Regions from separate parts of the Mus musculus genome. Here regions 1 and 3 are each linked to region 2. The links are chromatin loops, found by intact Hi-C in ENCODE. Cell type or tissue: heart. All regions are shown on one strand. Region 1 holds the start of Kdr (kinase insert domain protein receptor). Region 2 holds the start of Gm32780 (a long non-coding RNA gene). Region 3 has its middle 18 kb from the start of Srd5a3.

Region 1 (8,000 bases), 63 kb after region 2:
GGAGAACATTCTCTTACCATCGAGAATAATTGTTTTCATTGCCCCCAAGTCTGCTAATAGAGCTTGCTACCTTCATGGCTGTCGTAAGGATGAGGCAAAGATGGACTTCAGCTTTCAGACTGTGTCTGCTCAAATGTTGGCTACTCCTGTTTTCTGACCCCCTTCTCTGGTGCAATGTGGACTTTCAATTAATTTCCCTGCATCTTTTACATATTTGATTTAAAAAATATTTTATTTTATGTAATTGTATGTATATGCATGTCAATAAGCATATGTGTGTGTGTTTCCATGGAAACCAAGGCAACAGATTCTCCAGAGCTGTAGAAATGGGCTGTGAGACGCCCACTGTGGGTGCTCGGAACCAAACTCGGGTCCTGTGGAAAGACAGCGAGCACCCATAATGCAGAGGTATCTCTCAGACTCTACTTTAAAATTTCAATTTATCTTTTTTTTTTTTAAAGTTCCAAGTAACTATAGGAAAGTACATGGGTATATAGATCCCCAGTACCAAGATTCTTCCTTTGCAGGTAGCACAACTTGGTCTGCTTCACATAAAGAATGGAAAGTCATTAAAACACTCATCACACTGTAAAGTAGAATTGAACTCTGACAGAACAAGCGAAGTGAGTCTGACTTCCAGGTAACTGAGCCTTCTTTTCCTCCTAAAGACACAAGCCATACACAGAGTAAAATAAACTTGGGCATGGTGAGAAGGAAACAACGCAGGAGGGCTAGCCAAGTCTGAGAGTCGTGAGTGTGCTCGGTTTATAAACGGAGCCCACCTTGCCAGCGAGGTAGTCACATGCTCTGCTAAACAGAAACTTAAGAAAACACTTACACGAAGCAAACATGGGGAAGTGCCATGCAAGCATGTGACTGACTGGTGGCAATGACCGAAACCACAGCAGCCACTAGAAAAGGAAGGGTAGTGCGCCACACTGTAGTTGTGAAAATGAACTTATTCATTTATTTTGAAAAACGTGTAAGAAGCAAAGATGTCTTCTTTCCCACCTACCTTTGCGGCAGGCGAGCACTTCCTGGAATTTATAAAGTGCGATCTTTCTGGGGACTTCTCATAACATTTCCTACTGCTCATCTATGTCTGTGTCAAATAGAGAATGCTCTTGAACAAGTGTGTGTGTGTGTGTGTGTGCGCGCGCACGCGCACTCACTCCTGCTCTGTTGAGGTCCAGTTTTGATGGTCCCGCCAGAGGTATATTTGAGTATCATTTCTCAAGAGCTTCAGCTGGGAGACACTGCCTCTTACTGGCCTGAAGGTCACTAGCTGATTCATCTCCGTTTGGGCTGGCGCGCCTTGGGGATCCTCCTATCTCTCCTTCCCCAGTGCTGGGATAACAAGGTTGGCACCACATGAGCCTTTTAAAATGTGAGTTTGGAAGCTCAAACGCAGGTTTTCATGCTTGCACTGAAACTTCACAAGCTGAACCGTCTCCCTCTCCTTCCCTCTCTTTTTTCCTTTTCTTCTTCCTTTTTAAAACACATCTTGTCTTTAAAAAAAAAAAAAGGCCCAAAACAAGTGTAAAGTATTTCCCTATGTGTGTGGAGGGAGGGAGTATAGGAGGCTGATTTCACTGAGATCCTGTTAAATTTGGGTGCCATAGCCAATCAAAGACGCATCGTTTCCTCTAAGAATTCTAAATGGGGCGATTACCACGGGCCTGCAGGTTCTGGTTTGTATTAGAGGAGACACTGTCTTCTTAAGTAAAACATAGAAGGGGAAGTGTCCAGAATTGTAAATAAGGCTTCGAGAGAAGCCTTGTCTGGCCACCGGGATGGAGAAGACCTACCTTCGCCTATCCAGGATCCATCGTCCCTCCCTCTACCCAGATCTGACAGCCCTCCTTGGCTCTTTTGCTGAGGTTTGTTTGAGTTTGTTTTACTCTCTGCAAGAGAAGTTTCCTTAAACATTCTACCCTGTTCACAAGTAAATACACCTCTTAGCTAAGAGGCCACACACCCAGGGGAACACCGATAAAAAGAACAAGCCAGAACCTTCAGAACGCTGTCGATAGGTACACCAAGCAGCCTTCATACGGAGTTTTCATTCGTGAGGAGCTGAATATACAACAAAGCTAAATGTGAGCAGACCAGGCATGCCTCTGCTAAATGAGGATGCCCACACCAAACATGCCCAAGATCTTCAAGTATAATTTTATTATATAGATTCGCTATGTGTTGACATGTTTTTATAGTGAACCTGGATTTTACAAACCCTCCTGGTTTGCCACCTGCTTCTGGCACCATACTTGAGGCTTAGGCACGTGATAAAGGAGCATGCCTGTTTCCCCCCTTATTTTTTTTAAAGAAAAGCACCATGTTACATCATTAATCATGCATATCAGTGTAGTTTAGATCCGATGTAGAGACAATAATCTTATCTCTTTGTCTGGCTGAAAGACTGTCCTTTAAACTATCATTCTAAATGCATTTGGTTTTTGCCAGGAGTAAAACATGTCACAAGATATTTGTTGTCATTTCCCAGGCGTGGAAGGAAAGGAATGGAAAGAAAACGAGGGGTGAAGGCTGCTGTTCCTCTCTAGTCGCTACTTGAAGTCTACATAGCTGGGGGGGGGGGGGGGACTGTTCACATGGGACCGGTTTCCTCTTTGTTCCTACACTGGCGCCTCTGGCAAGAAACTCTCCCTTCTCTTCCCCCCAAGCATATCTTGGCTGAAAGGTCAGCTCTGAAAAGGGGCCTGGCCAAAGTTACTGTAGGGGACCGTGGTCATGGAACTGGGTAGACAAAAGCACTCTAGCAGCCACTGGAGAAGGACCGGGGGCTCTTCTCTGTGCATTTGCCCTGGAGCCCTGACCACCGCCAGCTCCCTGCATCTCCTTGCTATGGGTTTTCTGGACCGAGCCAGGCAGGAGTTCACAACCGAAATGTCTTCTAGGGCTAATCAGGTAACTTCGGACGATTTAAAGTTGCCAGATGGACGAGAAAACAGTAGAGGCGTTGGCAACCTGGATAAGCGCCTATCTTCTAATTAAAACATTCAGACGGGGCGGGGGATGCGGTGGCCAAAGCACCATAAAACAAAACTTCCAAGTACTGACCAACTCACTGCAAGTTTGTGCCCCGAGTACATCTAGGTTCAGGGGTTCTTGTCTTCATGCTCCCAACTGCGGGCGGATTTTTGGTCCCTTGGGACTTTCAGTGCAGCGGCGAAGAGAGTTCTGCACTTGCAGGCTCCTAATGAGGGCGCAGTGGGCCTCGTGTTTCTGGTGATGCTTCCCAGGTTGCTGGGGGCAGCAAGTGTCTCAGAGCCCATTACTGGCTACATTTTACTTCCACCAGAAACCGAGCTGCGTCCAGATTTGCTCTCAGATGCGACTTGCCGCCCGGCACAGTTCCGGGGTAGTGGGGGAGTGGGCGTGGGAAACCGGGAAACCCAAACCTGGTATCCAGTGGGGGGCGTGGCCGGACGCAGGGAGTCCCCACCCCTCCCGGTAATGACCCCGCCCCCATTCGCTAGTGTGTAGCCGGCGCTCTCTTTCTGCCCTGAGTCCTCAGGACCCCAAGAGAGTAAGCTGTGTTTCCTTAGATCGCGCGGACCGCTACCCGGCAGGACTGAAAGCCCAGACTGTGTCCCGCAGCCGGGATAACCTGGCTGACCCGATTCCGCGGACACCGCTGCAGCCGCGGCTGGAGCCAGGGCGCCGGTGCCCCGCGCTCTCCCCGGTCTTGCGCTGCGGGGGCGCATACCGCCTCTGTGACTTCTTTGCGGGCCAGGGACGGAGAAGGAGTCTGTGCCTGAGAACTGGGCTCTGTGCCCAGCGCGAGGTGCAGGATGGAGAGCAAGGCGCTGCTAGCTGTCGCTCTGTGGTTCTGCGTGGAGACCCGAGCCGCCTCTGTGGGTAAGAAGCCCACTCTTTAGTAGTAAGGCGGAGAAGTAGGGTGCGGGCGGAGAGTGGGAATAGAAGAGGACCTAACTCGTAGAGCTCTAGAGACCCTCCTCCCTTGGGTGTTCTTTCACTTACCAATGGGGAAACTGAGGTTCAAAGACTCTTCCGAAATGACTCAGCCAGGATTCTACTCTCCCCCGGGCATCGGTTGGAGCGTGTCCTGCGGAGCCGTCACAGCCCCTGGCGCTAGGTAGGCAGGAGTGGAAAGGCGGCCTGAGCCGGGGCAGGAGATGCTCCCACTGGCAGGAACAGGCGGTCAAACGCTGGGAAGCCAGCTCAAGCCAAGCGGCCCGGCTGGCATCAATCACTCCGTGCTGTTGCCCACCGCCCTAGTGTGGGGCAGGGAATCCGCCTCTGGCTCCGCTCCCCTTTAGCTCCAGCGTGTAAGCGCACGGACTATGTGAGGTGAGGTCTCTTCATAGAGCAACACTTTCCTCCCTCAACTTTCTTTGATGCAGAATGCTATTTTTGCTGGTAGGAGGAAGACGCGGCTTTCTCTTCTGTGACAGCTTCTCCAGGTGTATTAAACTAAATAACTCTCCACTTACCGACTCCAAAGCGCTGGTCCTGGGGTAAACTCTGAAAGTCTCAGAAACTCTTGAGCTTGGCACCTAGTTATAGGTCACTTTTCTTGTTTTAAAATGCCCTCTGCTTCAAGGTTAGGCCCACACTCGCTCTTGGGCTTTTGTGCAATAATTTCCCTTCCCTTCCCTTCCCTTCCCTTCCCTTCCCTTCCCTTCCCTTCCCTTCCCTTCCCTTCCCTTTCCCTCTTCCTTTTCCTCCTCCTCTTCCTCCTCTATTTCTCTGTCATTTCCTTTTTGAAGCCACAGTTTGCAGATTTCCAATCTCCACCCATTGGAGAATGGAGAATCAGGAAAAAAGAAGTCAATTCTGCAGAAACATTCCTTGCGCCCTAAGAGAATCGCATGGCTTAAAAGCATTGGCACTGACATACGGCGCCAAGATCGCCTGTCTAGAGCTATTGAGTTTTCCTCATAATGACTTGGTTCATCAGGCTAGCTCCACCACGAGTGCCCTCTTGTTCCTGAGAAGGCCGCACTCTCCCCCTTTCTGGGAAGAGAAAGACAGCCTGGAACATGTGCTTGCCCTGGGTTCCATAGAGAAGCAAGTTGCTTTAAAGCCCAGAGAATTCCTAGTGTAGCAGCTTAACAGCGTCCCGTTCTCTGAATAAGATGGAGGTTGCCCTTTTGGAGTGTGTGACTTGCTTAATTGGATTGGGCTATAATTGGTGCCATCCAAGTCTCGAGACAGAGCCGCTGTTGTTTTTCCTTCTGGTCTTTGAGCGGGAAGGATAACAGTGCACAAATTAATTAATGTTGGTTATCGGATTTGAACATAAAAGGGCTTTTATTGTATAGTAGCATATGTACCTCTTGCAGTCAGAATGAGCTGTCTAAAGAACAGAACCCAAACTTGCCGATGAAAATGAATGAGGTTTAATAAAGGCGATGGATGAGCATTAGTCACTGATGTAAATCTCCAGTTATTGATAACCTCATTGACTGGATTTGATTGCAGACATGTATTGGTATGGGGCATCCTTTAAAGATGAGCATAGCCAACGTGCCTGCACTCTAAGAGAATCTATGGCTGTATGTTATTACAGAGACAGTTGAGAAGCTCTTAGTGGCTCTGGCGTGTAGATCAGCGGTAGAGCGCTGAGGCTCTGCGCTCGCTTCCTGGCACTGAAGAATAAAGGCCATTTACTGTGGTGGTGCAGTGGGCGCAGTTTGTGACGAGTTACTACTACATTTTCCTCACACATCTGCCTGACTAATGAGTTCATCAGATGAGCGTATCCAGTGATTGTTTGCAGGTTAATGGTTCTCAGTCATGTTTAGAATCTACTTATCAAACAAATTGTTTTCTCATTTCCTGCTTCTTCTCAAACAAAGTAAGATTCCATTATTGAAAGGCTTGTTTAAGAGCATTTTAACTGCTTGCCTATGTTAGGGACAGTGACTTATTTCATATTGACAAATATTATGCCGATTAATTGAATATGACTACCCAGTTCTATAGCTGTCTCAGGGCAGACCAAGAGCATCTGTGATCCAGTCACTTTAAATGCCATTTAAAATGCATAATTTGTTGGTCTAGGAATAAACACACTGTAAAGTTTAGAATCACGGCCCAAACACAAGTCTTTAACAATGCCAACTAGCTTCTGAGATTCATTAATGTCATTTAATTACCAATGTTTTAAAAATATGTCATTAATTACTAAATCTATAGTTGTAACAGCAACACATGTACATCTTATTAGGTTGGGTATATTCAGGGTGGCATAGCTGTAGACTATTGCACATCTGTGTAGGTGAGCCAGTGGACAGCTGCCTCTGGCTGTTCTCAGAGGGCCACAGTGTCACGGCATTGGCTATTTGCCTTGGCTCTTTGCTAATACTTTATTGACATGGCCTCATCTTCGTTCACGTTCACTTATTTGCCCAACAACGTCAATGCCAGCTGAGGCCTTAGGAGTCATCTGTTCTTAGTCAGTGTGAATTAGAAAGCCTGGATGCCTGCCTGCTATTAATTAGTTATTCTTCTCTTCTGAGACAGAGTCTCACTGTGTGGCCCAGGCTAGTCTCAAACTTGCGGTCCATTTGTCTCACTCATCAGAATGCTGGGCTTCCAGGTGTGTGCACCACACTAGGTAGCTCGCGTTTTAAGCTAAGAGCTGGAAGATCCTGATGTCCTTTACCATGGTGGGCATGTTACAGGTTAGTTGACTGAAAACTAGTTATCTCGCTGTGTAATGACCTGCAGTGGTATGTATCTCTCAAGATGCTTTTTTGCATTTCAATCAGTTAGGTAACAAGTGTCTTATGTCTCCAGCTTTGTATTGGTATGAGCTCAGAGCTTTGATTAATGAGTTGGGACCCCCTAGCTATTGCTCATTAGACTTACACTATTTTTAGTTTTGCTCTGAGTTTATGAATATGCATGTATGCATGAACTTGGGAGATATTTCTCTTCCCCAATTCCTTTTCCTCCATTTAAATGTGCTGTCTTTAGAAGCCACTGCCTCAGCTTCTGCAGCTCAGATACCAAAGGAAGTCTGGTACACAGCATGATAAAAGACAATGGGACGGGGTCACAGTGGCTCCCGTCCCTTTCAGGGGTATGGAGACGAGCTGTAGAGAGATGTCTCCAGGGAGTTTTCATTAATCAGCAATTTAGTCAGATCTGTGCATCCTATGCTTTACAAGAAATGTCAGTGGGCCTGAGATCATCAGATGGAGGTTCATCGGGTTTCAATGTCCCGTATCCTTTTGTAAGACCTTGAAGTTGGCAACGCAGGAAAACAGGAACTCCACCCTGGTGCCGTGAATTGCAGAGCTGTTGTGTTGGTTTGTGACCATCTGCCCATTCTTCCTGTTATGACAGAGCTTGTGAACTTTAACTGGGACTGGGGCAAAGTCAATCCCACCTTTATACAATGAATTGCTGAAGAGGCCTTTTAAAACTTGGAGTGTGCATTGTTTATGGAAGGGCTTTCCTATTGGATCCAACTCTTTTCTAATTTGTTTCTAGGTTTGCCTGGCGATTTTCTCCATCCCCCCAAGCTCAGCACACAGAAAGACATACTGACAATTTTGGCAAATACAACCCTTCAGATTACTTGCAGGTAAGGATTCCTTTTTGAGCCAGCTTTCCTATGTGAAAGGACTCATTGTTTACTGAGGTCACAACAATTTCCACTATTGCAGAAGTATAATAGTATTGTTACAATTGTTTATAAATCATGAGACTTCTAAGAACCTATTTAATAATGAAACAATGGAAAAAGTCTTTTCAAACCTTTGTACTCTTTTGCTGAGCCGTTTTCAACATGCACAAACATATTACACAAATATAACATACACAGGAACACACATGAATGCATGGGATGATGTGCCTAAAACTAGCATGTAATTGATATTCACAATTATTGATAAATTAGTAAAGCAAAGGAATTCCTTATGAATAGAGCTAAAATTCTATCCATGTTCAAGTCACCCAGAATGGCTTCTGGACATTTTTTTTTTTTAGCTGTTTTCTACAAGTGA
Region 2 (8,000 bases):
ACATGTATATGCATATGTATATATGTGTGTGTATATAATTTTTATAAGAATTATATAATTTTTGTAAAAATGTCATAGACCACATAATTTTAAACTGCAAGTTTCAAGGAATTAATTCCACAGCAGTTACATAGCTGGGATGTTGAGTGGGGGAGTGGGTGGTATAGATTGGTGAAAACCCATAGGACAGTCAAGACTAGTCAAAGGCCTTGCTTTTGAAGTGTCTCTACAGATGGACGAATGAGCAAGTTTCCTACTGATTATGAACTCTTGAGTAACTCAGACACACAGGGGTGGGGCAGCAGCATGTCTTAATTAAAAGGACTCTCTTATTTAGACTCAGAAGAACATTTTCACTTCATTACACCCCTTGGGTGAAAAGGAGACCCAGTGGTCTCCTCCATTTACAGTGTTGTGAAACGTTGTCTTGGAGATTTAAGTTTAAAGCCATGGAAGAAGGCTTGTGTTTGAGTTTCGGAGTGCTTCTCTTAGGTCTGCTGTCTGAAACCTTTGGAACCTGTTTGTTTGTTTAAAACGAAATCAAAAGACTGAAAATTGGCCCCACAAAAGAAGTAGGAAAAAGTTCACACCGTGACACTTGCAAAAATATTAGAACAGTGAAAAATGTAACATGTTCAGGAAGGACCCGAAACACTTTCGGGGCGAGCTGGAGGGCTGTGGAGGACTTCCTGGAAATCCAATCTCTCCTCCATGTTTGTGTAACTAATCCCCTCCATCTGCACAAACAGATCAAGGGACAGGCGGCGTCTTCGGGCTGTTGTCTGGGAGGTGTTTTTTTTATTTTATTTTATTTTATTTTATCTGTGGGCTGAGGTGGCTCACTTTGGCACTAATTGGTTCCACCTTCGAAGAAGGTTTGGGCAGTTACTGAGCATGGTTTCCTCAACACATCTCAGAGCGACAATGTCCAAATTACAGAAGGGGAGAAAAGAGTTTTAGAGGGTTTATAGTCTATTAAAATTTCCAGCAGTTTAGTAGAAGCCCATACACATGTTTAAACCCCAATAATGCAGGCAGACAGATGTGTCTGGGCTTTGGGGGCAGTTCAGTCCTCACTGAACTGAGGAATGTCCTGACCTGATTTGAATGTCTCACCTCACTTTGGATGACTGAAATACTGAAGGGCTGGGTTAGGCATTTGTCATCTGGAATGGGTCCAAAGAGAAGTAATAGATTTTCCTTTAATTAAATGTAACTCTGCTAACCCCTCACCCACCATGCTAAGGAATGCATTTAATCTTCGACTTGTATGCAACGAAAATATGCAACTGAGCCAATAATCTATATATTGAATGTATGCAGAAACATCAGGCAGGGAACTTTGTCCAAAGAGCTCAAGTGTGTTTGGGGAATGTGCACATAAAAATTAACAATAAAATAGCAGAACTGTTGGAACAGTCCAGAGGTTTACAAATGATGTAAATTTGGAAAACTGCTTTGTGATACATGAACATGTAAAGTATCTATCTATCCTGTATCATATTAGTTCTACTAATGGAACATTGACTGACTAACTAACTGAAATGAGAATGTGTGTGCATAAAAGAAGACATACAGAACAAGGTTTACCTCAGTTTTAGTCATAACAATCCCCAGGTGAAAGCGCCCACTGTCTACTAGGAGAGAATGGACAAATAGACTACTGTATCTCCACAAAGTGGAAAAATACACACGGATTCTTACCTTCTTGTTAGGATTCTGTCTGGACTCCACCCCCACAGTTACCTGGCAACAGCCAGGTAGGCTCTTCCCCACAGTTACCTGGCAACAGCCAGGTAGGCCTGGCCCACTATAAAAGGGGCTGCTTGCCCCCTCCTCCCTCTCTTACTCTCTTACTCCTGCTTCTCTCCCTTGCCTCTTGCTCCCTTGCTCCCCATCTCTCCCCATTCCCTTCTTCCCTCTCTCCACGTGGTCATGGCTGGTCTTTACTTCTCTACTCTCTCCTTCTCTCTGCCACTACTATTCTCTTAACTCCCCTCCCCATGCCCTAAATAAACTCTATTCTATACTATACCGTTGTGTGGCTGGTCCCCCAGGGGAAAGGGAAGCCTTGGCATGGGCCTGCCAAGGCACCCCTTTCCCCCACACCTCACCACACCCCCATAGACCATATCTTAATATTTCTTTATCTTTTTATAATCACAACACTTATGGTTCTGCATACACTTTTAAAAGTAGCCAAGTGACGATTACTGTTCTGAGAACTGTAATTTCGGTTACCTTTGGGTAACAAAAAGTGTTAATTGGGAGTGGGTACAAAAGAGCCCACTGAAGCACTGGAAATGCTTGCTCTCTTGATCTGGCCTTAAGTCTCTGTGCACACGAATGTAAATACTTAAAGAGCTATATGCCTGTGAACCCTTTGTGTTGTGGAAGTTATGTCTTACTAAAATAGTTATCAGAGTAAGGCGATACGGTGATACAGATAAGGGAACTTCTTTTCCAGGGAGAAGGAAATATACGCACAAGGGACATTGACCCTGTGTACTGAAGGGACCTGGAACTTCTGGCTGAATATTCAAGGATTTGGACATAAGTTAAGAGGCAGTGTGTGTAATCAAGATAGTTGACTGAGACCAGGAATAGGGCAGTAAGAATGAAGAGGGGGCAGAGATACAGATGTTTCTGAGAAAAAAAAAGACTCAATGCATCTAGTGACTGAAGTTGTGTGTGGAGAGGAAGTGTGTTAGTCAAGGTTCTCTATAGGAACAGAACCAACAGGATGTATATATAATTATAAGAGGGGGTTTATCAAATTGGCTCACAATGGTCAGAGGGTAGACAGTCCCCTAATGGCCACCTGCAGTCTGATGAGCTAGGGAAACCTGTAAATACTCAGAACAAGAGAGACCCAGGATGCAGTACAGTCTGGGGTGGAAGGTCTAAAGCCTGTGACAGAGTCACTTGATTCCAGTCCTATGAAGACAAAATAACTCTTTGTGTTTCTCTTCAAGCAGCTAGGTTGCCCGTGCGGGCACTTCTAAAGATCACAGAAGAAAGGTCATGATTAGAATTACCCTGTAATGCCTAGGATCAATGCGTTCAAATAAATGCAGCCATACCTCATCCGTAAGTGAAAACTTGGCTGATTTTCTTCCACAAATGTGGTCCCTGGCTTTGCATCTGTGCGACAGGACTATTATGCAAGCATTTTTTCAGTGTCCTGAAGAGAGTTTCTTTTCTCTTTCTTTCTTTCTTTCTTTCTTTCTTTCTTTCTTTCTTTCTTTCTTTCTTTCTTTCTTTCTTTCTCTCTCTCTCTCTCTCTCTCTCTCTATCTCTCTCTCTCTCTCTCTCTTTTGGTTTTTTCGAGACAGAGTTTCTCTGTGTAGCCCTCGCTGTCCTGGAACTCACTCTGTAATCCAGGCTGGCCTCGAACTCAGAAATTCGCCTGCCTCTGCCTCCCAAGTGCTGGGATTAAAGGCATGGATTAAAATGTTTAATTGTGATAGCATTTATGTTGATATTTTGGTACATTCTATACTTGCCTTCCCTGTGACCCTTCCAAGTGATCAAATCCAGAGCTTTGATGGATTTTTGTTTGCTCCAAACTCGATTTTATTCTAGTATAGTTAATTTTGTGAAGCCATTCTAACAAGTTTCCAAGTGGGAATCTCTGACCCCTCTTCATTCTTACTGCCCTATTCCTGGTCTCAGTCAACTATCTTGATTACACACACTGCCTCTTAACTTATGTCCAAATCCTTGAATATTCAAGTGCCAAGTTCTGGAGGGATCATTGCATCTCTGGGTTTGGGCTAGCTCTTCCTATTACTGTTGTGTTTGCTAGGGGGCGCTGCAGTGCACCTTTTTATTCTTCTCCTTGGTGACTTAAGTGTTACCCTGTTGGAGACGTTTTGGAGATAGAAGGTAGCTTGTGTACTGCGGCCTGACAAAAAATACGTTATCTCTCTTTTGTTTAAAACCTAATTAATGTGTCTTGAGTGTACATGGCTCTTCATTTCCGCAGTGTTCGGTGTTAAAACTACATGGATTATCAGGTTGTCAGGCAGAGCCAGCTGGATTGCAGAGGTTGTCTGTGTGCTCCACAGCTACAACCCAGGTCTCCACATCGAATAAGCCATCTTATTTCCTGGGCTGGGTCAAAATAAGTCCTACAGCCGGCCTCTCCTGCTGCTTTTCCTGCCCTTGGGGGCAGGGTAAGTATGGCTAACAGAGAGCTTCCTGTTTCCTGTTTGCCTCTGGGAGGCACAATTCTAAATGGCCTCATTTCTCTGCCTTTGGAAAGGCTATTGTCCTCTGCCCTAAATCAAACCTCTTGGGAAGTCACCTGCAGTTCTTTTCTTTGGGCTTCGGAGTCTGGAGATAACCCTGATATGCGCTTACCCTGCTAGAAGGGAAAATGAAATGGTAAGGTTGTGTCATAGTTACTCTGAAGATGTTTGTTAATCCAAATAAGTCACCAAGTCATCTTTGGAGCACTTCTACAACTTACATGGTTGGATTCTGTTAGTGTAACATCCTGATAAGAAGGGTTTGATTGGCAGATCTAGAAGAGAGATCATTTCTTCAGCACATTATGTTCACTGGGTGGATTTGAATAGGTTAATGCTACACCTCATGGGATTCAGGCTCTGTGTGCTCTGATGGCACTGACCTTGTCTCAGCATAAGGAGAGCCTGCGAATCCTCTGCCTCTGTGGATTCTATATATCCACAGTCTCCTGGGCCTGCTTGATTTTCCCTCAAACTTGCATGTGTCGGAACCACCCGAAGGCTTACTAGGCCATTAGAGTTTCTTTATCAGTAGGTTTGGAGGGAGGCCTGGGAGTTTGCATTTTAAGAAATTAGGCAGAAAAAAGGCTCAGAGGGTAAAAGGTATTTGCTCTGTTAAACCTAGAGACCTGAGTCTGATCTTGGGTGATGTGTTACAATAGCGGCTGGCATCTGAACACAACACACTGGGCCCAAGCAGCTCCACGTGTGAGAGGTTTATTGGGAGAAAGAGAGAGGGAGGAAGAGGTGGGGACAGAAAGAGAAGGGGAAAAAAAGAGAGAGGGGAGGGGCATTCCCCTAATGTATATGGAAATGATATAACACAGGTAAAGGTGGGAGGTGAGCCAAGTGTATTCTGGGAACATGGTAGCTGTCGTCTTGGCAACAGGTCTGTAGGTTGTGTAGTTGCCTATGTGATGACACAGGTTTGAGAGGTCCTGATGCCAACATTGGGGACTTATATAAAATTGGAAGAAAAGAATCAATACCACAAAGTTGCCTTTTGATTCCACACATGTACTATATCACACATACCTCTACTCTAGTAATAATAATGATCATTACGATGGGAATAAACAAATTACCAACTGATGGTAATGCCTCTGGTCCAGGTGTGACAGAGACGACAGTTCAGAGTGTTATGGTATCTGATTAGATCCAGCATAACTCAAGCACCAAGTCAATTCAGATGACAAAAATTTACTGTAATCAAGCCTCTACTGATTGTTGAGCCATGTGAACAGATTCAGGAACTGAACTGCGACCCTGAAGGGAAGAGGTACAGCATATTTAAAGGATGAAACCATAAAGTGAGAGGGAACAGGGTGGGCTGGAGCATTGTCCAATCATATTTTGACATAAGGGGCTAAACAAAAGGGTTTCCACCAATCATGATAGTTGGTTCCTGCCTGGGAACATGAACTTAGTTTGACTCTGCCAGAAAGATGGAGAAGTTGTCCTTGAGATGGCTGGGCTCAGACAACTGTTTCCTTACAACAGAAGCTGTTCAGAAGTCCCCAGCTACCCCCAGAGCCTGGGACTTTGAACTTAGTTTCCCCCCATGATTAAATGGAGTTTGAAAACAAAATTTAGGACAAATTTCTTTTGCTTTTCCCAGCACAAAGGTTCTTCTATCTTGTATTCTTGCTGAGACCATTTTAGAATTTATTTTCTTTGATGGAGGATCCCATTGAAAATTTTACCCAACTCTATTTTAGAAACCTGAGATCAGATACCCCAGCCAACTTATCTTTGCTTCTGTTAAACTGCTTGCTTGCATAAAACCTTTCCCCACTGTGGCTGCAGAGTGAGATACCAGGATGTGGGTTTTGCCTTTAAAAAGCTCTTACAGTTGGGTTTTTAATGCCTGAGTGTAGTCCCAGATGGGTGAAACAAAGACTTTCAATTGGCTATAAACTGTGTCTGAGTGGTCATCTCTGGTGCACCCCCCTTTCCCAATACAGGGCCCACAATTTAAAGAACAATTCGTGAAGCATTATTGTCAGATAAATTAATGGCTTTCCAAAGTCCAACCCCCAAACCCCAAACCATGGATTCTATTAGTCTCATGACAGAGTGAATTTAAGAGATGATTACATTATGGATCTTGAGAAGTGGATCTGATCTATATTGCTTGCATGGGTCCAGGCTAATTATGAGGGGCTTGAGTCAAACAGATCAAAGGTAGGAGGAAAGACATGGTAAAAACTTTAGAGCTGATAGAGGGTTTTACAAAACAAGAAATTTAGGCAGCTTCTAGAAAATGGACAGGATGGAGAAAAGATCTGTGGAGCCTCCAGAGAGAGCTAAGTCCTGTCAGCACTTTGCTTTTTAGTCATGTGAGACTAATTTTAGGTCTCAGATTTAAGAGTTGTTTTGAGACACTATGTTATTTGTTTCAGTGGCCATAAGAAACAAACAGCACACCCACTGCAGACTGCCTAAATCTTATCTACTTGAGTTCAAATTTTAGTTTTCCCCAACCCACATCTTTAGGATGTTGTCACACATGGATGTCAGTTCAGAACTTTCTTTCTGTGAAATCCTAGGTAGTTTATTGTCTTCCTCAGTTACATTAACTTCTCAGAAGATCATACTGATTTAACAGTTATAATTCCAAGTCCCAGCTGAGGCTGAGGAGAAAAGGCCAATGTCTACTCCTAAGGTGCTGCTATTCTGTCAGGGTGGTCGTTGTGACAAGGCCATTTCAATCATACATGTCACACATGAATATATTGTATAGCTACATGTGACTATATATGTGTCACAAATAGTTTATCAGTTGTAACATATATACTGTACCACCTTAGAGTACAATCATTCATTCATTTGAATTTCTATATAAAAATTTAAAAAAATTTATGTGTGGAAGGGCAATTTGTAATAAATTTAACTTTCTAAAGGCAGTTAAATGGTTCTCTTTCTGGAGCTACCTGGTGATGCTTCTGTGTCCTTGTGTTCCGGGACAAAGGATTGCACCAGGGACACATGGTTAGAAGTAGAAGCAGAAGCAGAATTAAAAGAAAGACAGCATTCCTCCCCTGAGAATGGGAGAAGGCTAGTGAGTTGGGAAAAAGCATATGCTCCAAAAATGCTCAGCCCAGAGGCTCAGGACGCTGGAAAGGTTCCTCGGTGGCAATCAGGCCTCATTCTGCACATGCGCTGTTTGTTACATGTAGCCCAAGCAGGACAGGGTTTCATTTTCCTACAACTGACTTCTTCCACAGATTAATCTTGATGCTATTTTCTCCAATATCTACTATCTTGCCTTATTTGACATATGTTAATTATTTTTAAAAGTCCGGAAGAAAATTATAATTCACCATTAGAATAAACTCAGCTCGCAAGTTCATTTTACGTAGTAGGGGCGTTAAGGAGTTTGGGTCCACCTGTGGTTGACCAGAGGCTAGAGAGAGAGATAACGAGGGGTGTTTTGGAGCCAATGCTTGCATTTAACATGACAAGAGCACTGAGCAGGTTTTGTGTTTTTGCTTTTTGTTTGTTTGTTTGTTTGTTTGTTTGCTTGCTTGCTTTTTGTGGTTGTTGTTTTTGTTTTGTTCTGTTTTCTGGGATAAGGTTTCTCTGTGTAGGTAGCCCTGGCTGTCCTGGAATTCACTCTGCAGACCAGGTTGGCCTTAGACTCAGAGATCCATCTCCCAAATGCTGGGATTAAAGAAGTACACCACCTAAGTTATTTATCCTAACTCATATCCCAGCTCTGAGCATGTTTAAAGAGGCTAAAATTCT
Region 3 (8,000 bases), 81 kb before region 2:
GGGGCCCGCGCACAAGAGAGAGGACTCAATGTCAGGGTACTTACCTAATTATATGGCTCCAGGACTGGGGCTTTAAAATCTCTAGTACTGGAAAACAACAACAAGATCCTAAAAACAAGAACAAACAAACAAACAAACAAACAAGCAAACAAAAACCAACAAGAAATACACAAGAATATTCAAAGGCCATTCTCCTTAAAGCTGTAAGGAGCCCGAAGTCTTTCCAATAAAATGGATAAACACTGGGAGAGTTGTTCATATAGTTCAATGCACGGCTACACATAACTCACCAATACAGCATGGAAAAGCATCGAGAACAGATAAGATACACAAGCATACACTATAGAAGTTTATCTACGTAAAGTTCCAAAAGTAAATCAAAGCAAGCAAATGGTTATCAAGAGTCAGATGCTTCCAAGGAAGTGATGTTTGCGTTAGGGAAGGGAGTGTAGAGAGAGGTTTATAATTACTGTTATGTGGACAATCGTGTCTCATGCACTGTTATATGTTTTATATTTCACAAAAAGCATTTTAGAAGAGATATATATTAAAAATTTGCTTATTTTTATTGTATATGTATGAATGTTTTGCCTACATGTGTATATGTGTACCACATACATACCTGGTGCCTGTGGAGGTCAGAAGAGGGCATTGGATCCCCTGGGACTGGAGTTATGGAGAGCTGTGAGTTCTCATAAGGGTGCTGGGAACTGAATCCAGGTCCTCTACAAGAGCACTAAGTGCTCTTCACTTCTGGCCATTTGTCCAGCCAGAAAAAGATATTCTTAATCTGATAACTTCTTGCTACCTTGCTCTGAGCTACTTCTGTTCTATGATCGAAGAAGCTACCAGATGTTTCCAATGGTTTGAGCAACCCAGTTGTGGCAATTTGTGAGGACATTCTTATCAAATTAATATGGTTCATAAGCAGGATGTGGAATTTGTGATTACTGGTGTCTGTGAGCTAGTTCACTTTCAAAGCCCAGGCACTGCCTGAGGGTGCTTTGCCTTGCCAGAAGGATGCAAAAGGAGAGAACAATACTTCTCTAAGGAGGCCGCCATGGGAGGGGATGGAGAAGGAATTAGAGCTACCATGCCTGAAAAGCTCTACAGCTAGATGAGTTCTCTCCTCTGGCCTAGGCCTGTCATGGATGCCATTGCTCTGGACACTTGCAGGTACATCTCAATATGCTCTGAGGTCTCACTGTGGTATCCTATAACTTCTTCCTTAGTTCTACCTTCTATGTTTCTTGGATATATTTTTCTCTCCTGCCTGCACTGTCATGCTCCTTCAAGACATTTGTGTCAGTTACATGTCCTCTGATAGATTCTGTAGGGATATACTAGCAGGGTATAAAACCCAGACTCTTTTCTAGGGAGTTAGGTTCTTTGTAAAAGTGATAAGCAAGGGGGTAAGGAGATATAGCTCAGTCAGTAAAGTGTTTATTGTACAATTGTAAGGACCGAAGTGTGAACTTTAATGCCCATGTAAGAAAGATGGGTCTTGTGTATGTGCTTGTCATTCTAGTACTGGCAAACTGGAGAAAGGAGGACCACCTTTGGAGGTGGCTTGTTGACTACCCATTCTATCTGAGTCAGTGGGCTCTATGAATTTAGGGTTCAGTGAGAGATTTTGTACAAAAGAAACTCCAGTAAATGAAAAATAATGTACAGAGGTATTGAGGAAGCCATTTACCATTGACCTATATCACCCACCTGCATACACAGACACACACACACACACAGACACACACACACACACACACACACATACATACATACATACATACATACATACATACATAAGTTTTCAATAAGATAACCATGATGAGACATTGTATATATGGCAGGCAAGGAATTGTTCCATATACCCTGAAGCATCTTTCCTGTGTGTACATAAAAGCAGAGTAGATAAAGCAGCATCTCTGGAGGGCAGTGGGGGGGGAGGCCAGGGCTGTGGTATTAGACATAGAAATCACCCAGAGATCTTCCAAAGAAATGAGAAGTTCTGGAAGAAAGCAGCTTGCAACTCAGCTGGAGACAATAGCTAGCACACACAAGATGCTTTCTAATCACCTTGACCTGTCACAAGTGTCTGATATATTAAATTACTTAAACCTGGACCTCCTGAGGTCAGACCTAGTTATGGTCATTTTATAGAGGAACCATGGAGAGAGAACTCAATTTAAAATTTTCAAAGTCTCACCACTAATGAATGTTGTGGGCCTATCAAAAAGGGAAGCCTCATCCCAGAGGTGTGGCTCAGAAGAAGCATATGTGAGACCCTATACATGGCCAATAGGCACATCAAAAACCTAAAGGAAAACCTAAAGGAAGTGATACTTTATGCTCACCGAGGAGTCTAAAATAAGAAAAACAAAATGAAAACCAGTGTTAGCCAAAATATGGGCAAGTCTAAAACCCCACATACTGGTGGGAATGTCATGAGCCTCGAAAACAGTCTGAAACTCCCTCACAAAGATAGGCAATGGAGCTATTAGCTCTAACACTTCTACTCCTAACCATAAACCCTCTGGAACAGAACAGATCCATCCACATACAAATATATCCACAGATGCCATGGCAGCATTATTCATGATAAACATTTCAGAGGGTCTCTGTGCACAGCTAGATTTTAAAGATAGTATGTGTATACAATAGAATATCTGGCCATGTGGAGCAAGACATAGGACAACAAAGATACTCCTTGATTACATTCTAAGGGATAGAAACCTGAAGTAGACATTTCTGGTTTCTTTGGAGACTCAGTTGTGTCATGTAATGTTTTCTGGAAATTGTCTTGTGAGAAGATTTTTTTTTTCTGAAGCAGACACATGGGAGAATATTTTGCTGAGAGCAGACAAGTGGTGTTTTTCTGGAAGCAGCCTGGAAAAAGGGCATGTTGTGTTTTGCAGAGTGGGAGCTTGAGAGAACATGCCATGCTTGGAAAGAGTATAAATTAACCCAACAGACAGTAGATGATGCCGCCGTGTGGTATAGGTTCGCCTTACCATTCTTTGCTGATCGTTGATTGTTGTGAATTCATAGAGAAACACACACCAAAGAACTTTTGGTGGCATTCTGGCAGCTTCTGCGAACTCAGGCCAATTGACAGAGCCTCTTTTGGATTGAACTGTTGTTGCCGATTGGTGAATGATGTTTGTGAGTGGATCAAGCTACTACTCTTGATTTGTGTGAACTCAACTGCTGATATCCTGACAACACAGATTGTATTTGCCTCAAGCAACTATTTCTAAACAGGTCCACCTCCTCCTTTGTCCTGTTAACCATTTTTTTTCCTCCATTGCCTCTGGTTGATGGTGGGCTAGAAGGGAAGTTAAAACATATTACATGTATTAAAGTAGGATTTGAAAAACACAAGCCCACAGAAACAAGTCATAAAAGACCATGTAATAAAAATTCTGAGGTCTGAAGGGTTAACCACCTCCCTGTCAATTTTCTAGCCTCATGTGACAGTCTTACTTAACTTCTGGCTTCTGGGAAAGTAAGAGCCCAGAATCTGGTGAGCCTCACAGCCCATTCCCTTCTCAAACTCTTTAAAGCAGATAGAACAGTGATTGATGACAGTGGAGAAAGGTACTGAGATGGTCCTCCAACCTTTCCTGCCTTGGTTTTGGTAATGCCTCCACACAATGCCTGGATCTCATCCAGTCCTCCATCCATCCATCTATCCATCCATCGATCCACTCATCAAATATTTATCGGGCAGCTTCCAGTACAAAGCACCTAGTGAGGAGTGCAGACACTTTGCATGGAGGCCGAAGAGACAGCCATTTCACTTAAGTGACATTTCTAAAGATCTGGATGGTTAAACAAAACCCAGTATTGGCTCTTTTAAGACTCAGCCTCTCAAACTCTACTTCTCTCCATCTTTGCTTGTCCTTAAGTGATCTTGTGGAGTCCCAGAGACTGATTTCATGCCAAAAATTCCCACCCTAACCTTCCCTTTGAACTTTATTCTCATCTAGCCAATTTAAAATAATTAATTTATTCAAAACATTTTAAATTTTCTTCTAGAGCTGGGAATATAGCTTAGTGCTAGGTTGCTTGCTTAGCATGTGTGAAGCCCTAGGTTCAATCCCCAGGACTTAAAGAATGCTATTTCATTATCTCCAGCATCAGCACCAACATCCTGGTCCAAGTCATAAGCATCTATCACTAGGATTAGCACATGGGGAATTCCAGCTTGTCTCACCCACTTGCTTTGATTTCCTATGTAGCAGCTCAAGGGTTCTCTGCAGCAACGATGCTGGATCACAGATGAATCTCTGAAGCCTGCCTTTTCTCATACTCAGAATCATCCCCATGCTGTTATCCCGCTGACATCTCCCTACTCCATTTATCTATTTAATAGACAGTCTTGCTTAGTAGCCCAGGCTGTTTTTGAACTTGTAACCCTCTTGCCTCAGCCTCCTGAGTGCTAGGACTAGATGTGTGCATCACTGTCTCACCACACTCAACTTCTTTTATCTTAATGGTGTCTGCTCCACTCTGGCTGGCCTGGCTTTATGTTGTTCAACTTTTAGTAGGGTTTTATGTGTGGCTCAGTGCACCACGCCGTCTTCCCTATGAGGCGATAGATATCTACTGTGTTTTTGCTGTCTCCTCCATCTTCCTCCCCTTGCTCTTCACGTGTCTGGCTACATTCTGATTTTCTTTGCACCTAGTTACTGTGTGCTTACTGTTTGTCTTTTCTCACTAAGACAAATGGCAGGAGCTGCTCAGTTTCCTCTTGTGCTTCTGGTGCCCACAGCAGTGCCTGGTGTTAACATGTGGGTGCACATCTGTGAACAGAAGAAATGCTGTCAGTGTGCATTCACTCCAAGTCAATGATAGGTATAAGTTAAACTTCGAGTCTAGTACTTCTGTTGCTATTACTATTTTAACAATTTGATGTGACCACCATCCCTCTTTAGTTCATCATGAGTTTATTATTTTATATATCAAGTGGGACCGGAGTCCTATTATTTTATTTAGGTTAATGACAAAACATGACATGAGTAATGGGTAAAACATGAGGAAATGGGACAATTGTGAGGAAGAGAGTGGGAGGCAAGCCTTCCTTCCTCTCCGCCTTACATCATATTAAACAGAACGTCGTAAATGTATCTCCTATCCTCTCTGGTATAATCAGTCCATATGGCACAAAGGTCCACTTCCCAAGAGAACTCATTTTCCATTTGACATGCAAAAAACCTGATCTTTTGTGAGAGAAAGGAGTGGACTGCATGTGCTGTATACGGGAAATTGATTAGGCTTAACCAAGATCATAAGAAGATCTCTGCAAAACGAATGAAATAATCTTCAAGCCCTGTCTCCCCTAAGAATTATCCACCAATATTATTATAAGGGAGACCTCATCTTTCCATGCAACACTGTCCTTTGTCTATCAAGCATCGTGTGAGTCTGAACTTTCTTTTAACAGTGCTCCTGGTTACAAGGGGCTTTGGGCATGAAAGCAGCGTTCATCACAAGCTATAGTGTTTTCTTGAATTTGTATGTGGCAATGTAAGAGTTGGCAGGGTTCCCTAGATGTAGAACCCCATCAGCAGAATAAATCTTTTCATCTGATAAAGTTTGTCTCAAGGTTTTGTATGTGCTAACTGTATTGTGAGAACCCAGACCTCCAGTGGATAAGACACTCCTGCAAGGAGCCCCATGTCAAAATGGCAACCCTTCCTCCTGTCTACATAGTGTGGAGGAATCGATTTTACAGGTCTTTACTTACTCAGCAGCTAGGATACATGTGTCTTATTCCAAACTCTGTGTTTCTTGGTTGAAGTATGTTATTTGTAGCAATAGGCTTAGAAAGCACAGGTTCTTTATGTAAGTGAGCGGTTTGCACAAATGCAGAATATGCTATGAAAATTCCCAAGGACATGGTATCTTTTTACATATCTAAAAAATATTTTATTTCCTTTTCCTTTTCAAGTGCCCTTCCTCCACCCAGTGTAGCAGTAGCAATTGTGTGTGTGTGTGTGTGTGTGTGTGTGTGTGTGTGTACCTTGAAGAGATCAGTGGTATGCTGGGTGAGGTAGTATTGGCTGGGGGACATGCAGTACTTTAAACACCACTGGGGAATCAGATTTTAGGGGAGCCAGCTAGATAACTACAGACAAGCCATTACTCTGAGTTACCAGGAGGTTGGATTATGTTAGCCAGTCTCAAACACAATATGCACAAGAGTCACCCCAGGGTTTGGCTTAACTATAAGTTCTGCTTCGGTAGACCGAAGATGGGGGCCTGAGTGTCTGTGTTTCTAACCAGCTCCTGGGTAACGAATGTGAGCCTGCAGCTTGTCTGTGGCCCCCATTTTGCAAAGTAGGGCGGAAGTTGGTGTCACCTGGTAAACAGATGGTGTGAGCTATATACTAACTTTCATATGTCTACATTTATTTAGTCATATATATGTATATAAGCCATTACTGTGTGTGTGTATATATATATACATATATATGACACACACATATATATATACATGTATATATACACAAATGTATGTATATATGTGTATATATATAACAGGTTTGTGTTATATATATATATATATATATATATATGTATATGTATATATATATGTGTGTGTGTGTGTGTGTGTGTGTGTGTGTGTATGCACATGTGACAGTCAGAAAACAAATGACTAGAAGGAGAGAATTAGTTCTTTCTTTATATTTGTGAGGGTCCAGAGACTGAACTTAGGAAGTCAGACTTTAGTGGCAAATGACCTTACTTGCTGACCCCTTGCCAACCCTTTCAATTTAAAAAAATATTTATTTATGAACTTAATATATGTATGTGTCAATGTGAACTTTCACATCTCTAGCAGTCACAGTGAGTAGGTAAAAATAATAGTTGTAATAATAGTGAAGTAGCCGTATGTACTGTAATCACAATATAAACACTGTACTCAATACGTTTCACAGCCTTTTCTCCACTTTATACTTTCTAAATTCTGTATTTTGTGTTTATGGAACAACTCAGTTTGAACTTTCCCGATATCAGCTTCTTGAAGGAATTCATGCCTGTGAGCTCCGCAGTCAGGGAAAGGAGGCAGGGATATCTGGAGTTCAAGTCAGGAGCGTCAGCCTGAGTGTCGTAAGATCCTATTTCAAATGAAACAACATAAACCGAAGATGCTCAGTAGCCACATGGGTGTTACTGGAGGATGCAGGGTGGGCCACATCTGCCACCTGTACCACCACCTGTATCAGTCAGTACCCTTTCTCATGATTCATCCGCCTCCCATTTCAAATGGACTTCTGCCTGCAGATGGCGCTAATGCCCTGTATTTTGTTCCCTGAAACTTGTTTTTAAACGGTTGAGCAAACTTAATATTACCTATGCAATCCCTTCTTGATTTGTTCATTCTGTAATTTTCGTTACTATGATCTATGGAAGGTAAGCCTTATGTGCTCTGTATTCTGGACCAACAGAAGGAAATGTTATCTGTTCTTGGGGGCAAGGTATAAAGTTGATCTCCAATTATATAATATCCTTGGTCCGGGTTTGATAACCAGATGTTTAATGGAATAACAATGGAGGCAGGAAAACTGCTCACGAGCTTCTGTCAGGCTCAGATAACTTGGTAAAATTTTTTATGGAGCAAAAGAAAGTATTTCTTTTTCCATTTTGCCTAATACAAGGAGTATTGTGAGGCTTGTGTTACATTTTCTGGAAAGGAACCAATGCATGCAGTCATTAACCTCCACTTCCACGGGGTCATCTTATCCCTACTCCAGCCACACCATATCCAAGAGACTGCATCTTCCGGAAGAATGTCTTCTCATAATAAAACATAGTCTTAAGAAGATGTGCCCAGGGGCTGGCGAGATGGCTCAGTGGGTAAGAGCACCTGACTGCTCTTCTGAAGGTCCGAAGTTCAAATCCCAGCAACCACATGGTGGCTCACAACCACCCGTAATGAGATCTGATGCCCTCTTCTGGTGTATCTGAAGTCAGCTACAGTGTACTTACATATA

What was found. Peaks named below come from ENCODE experiments on the same cell type or tissue, not always from the same donor. Only the 100,000 strongest peaks of a DNase experiment are listed, where the experiment ranks them.
Region 1: a loop joins it to region 2, with 6 times the contacts of the local background. A loop is called at or near these places in 2 of 42 quality-filtered maps.
Region 3: it touches region 2 in a loop (2.7-fold over the local background); 6 of 42 quality-filtered maps call a loop at or near these places.

What each region holds. Positions count from the first base shown.
Region 1 is chr5:75,973,981-75,981,980 of GRCm38, reverse strand. Kdr (kinase insert domain protein receptor) reads left to right here and starts at 3,526. Exons shown (of 30, transcript NM_010612.3): 1 at 3,526-3,879; 2 at 7,486-7,579. The coding sequence starts at 3,813. Gm32727 (a long non-coding RNA gene) reads right to left here and starts at 4,649. Exons shown (of 3, transcript XR_868500.2): 1 at 4,003-4,649. In heart, a CTCF peak has its summit at 1,266; DNase peaks (open chromatin) are centred at 2,640, 3,450 and 7,270; H3K4me3 peaks cover 4,583 bases; H3K27ac peaks cover 3,076 bases; H3K27me3 peaks cover 1,091 bases.
Region 2 is chr5:76,036,830-76,044,829 of GRCm38, reverse strand. It overlaps Gm32780 (a long non-coding RNA gene), which reads right to left and starts at 1,729. Exons shown (of 3, transcript XR_377047.1): 1 at 1,705-1,729. In heart, a CTCF peak has its summit at 3,802; a DNase peak (open chromatin) is centred at 4,199; H3K27ac peaks cover 445 bases.
Region 3 is chr5:76,117,909-76,125,908 of GRCm38, reverse strand. No RefSeq gene overlaps it. Among named protein-coding and RNA genes, the nearest start is that of Srd5a3, 18 kb to the left of the region's middle. In heart, a CTCF peak has its summit at 7,270 (motif pointing right); a DNase peak (open chromatin) is centred at 7,218.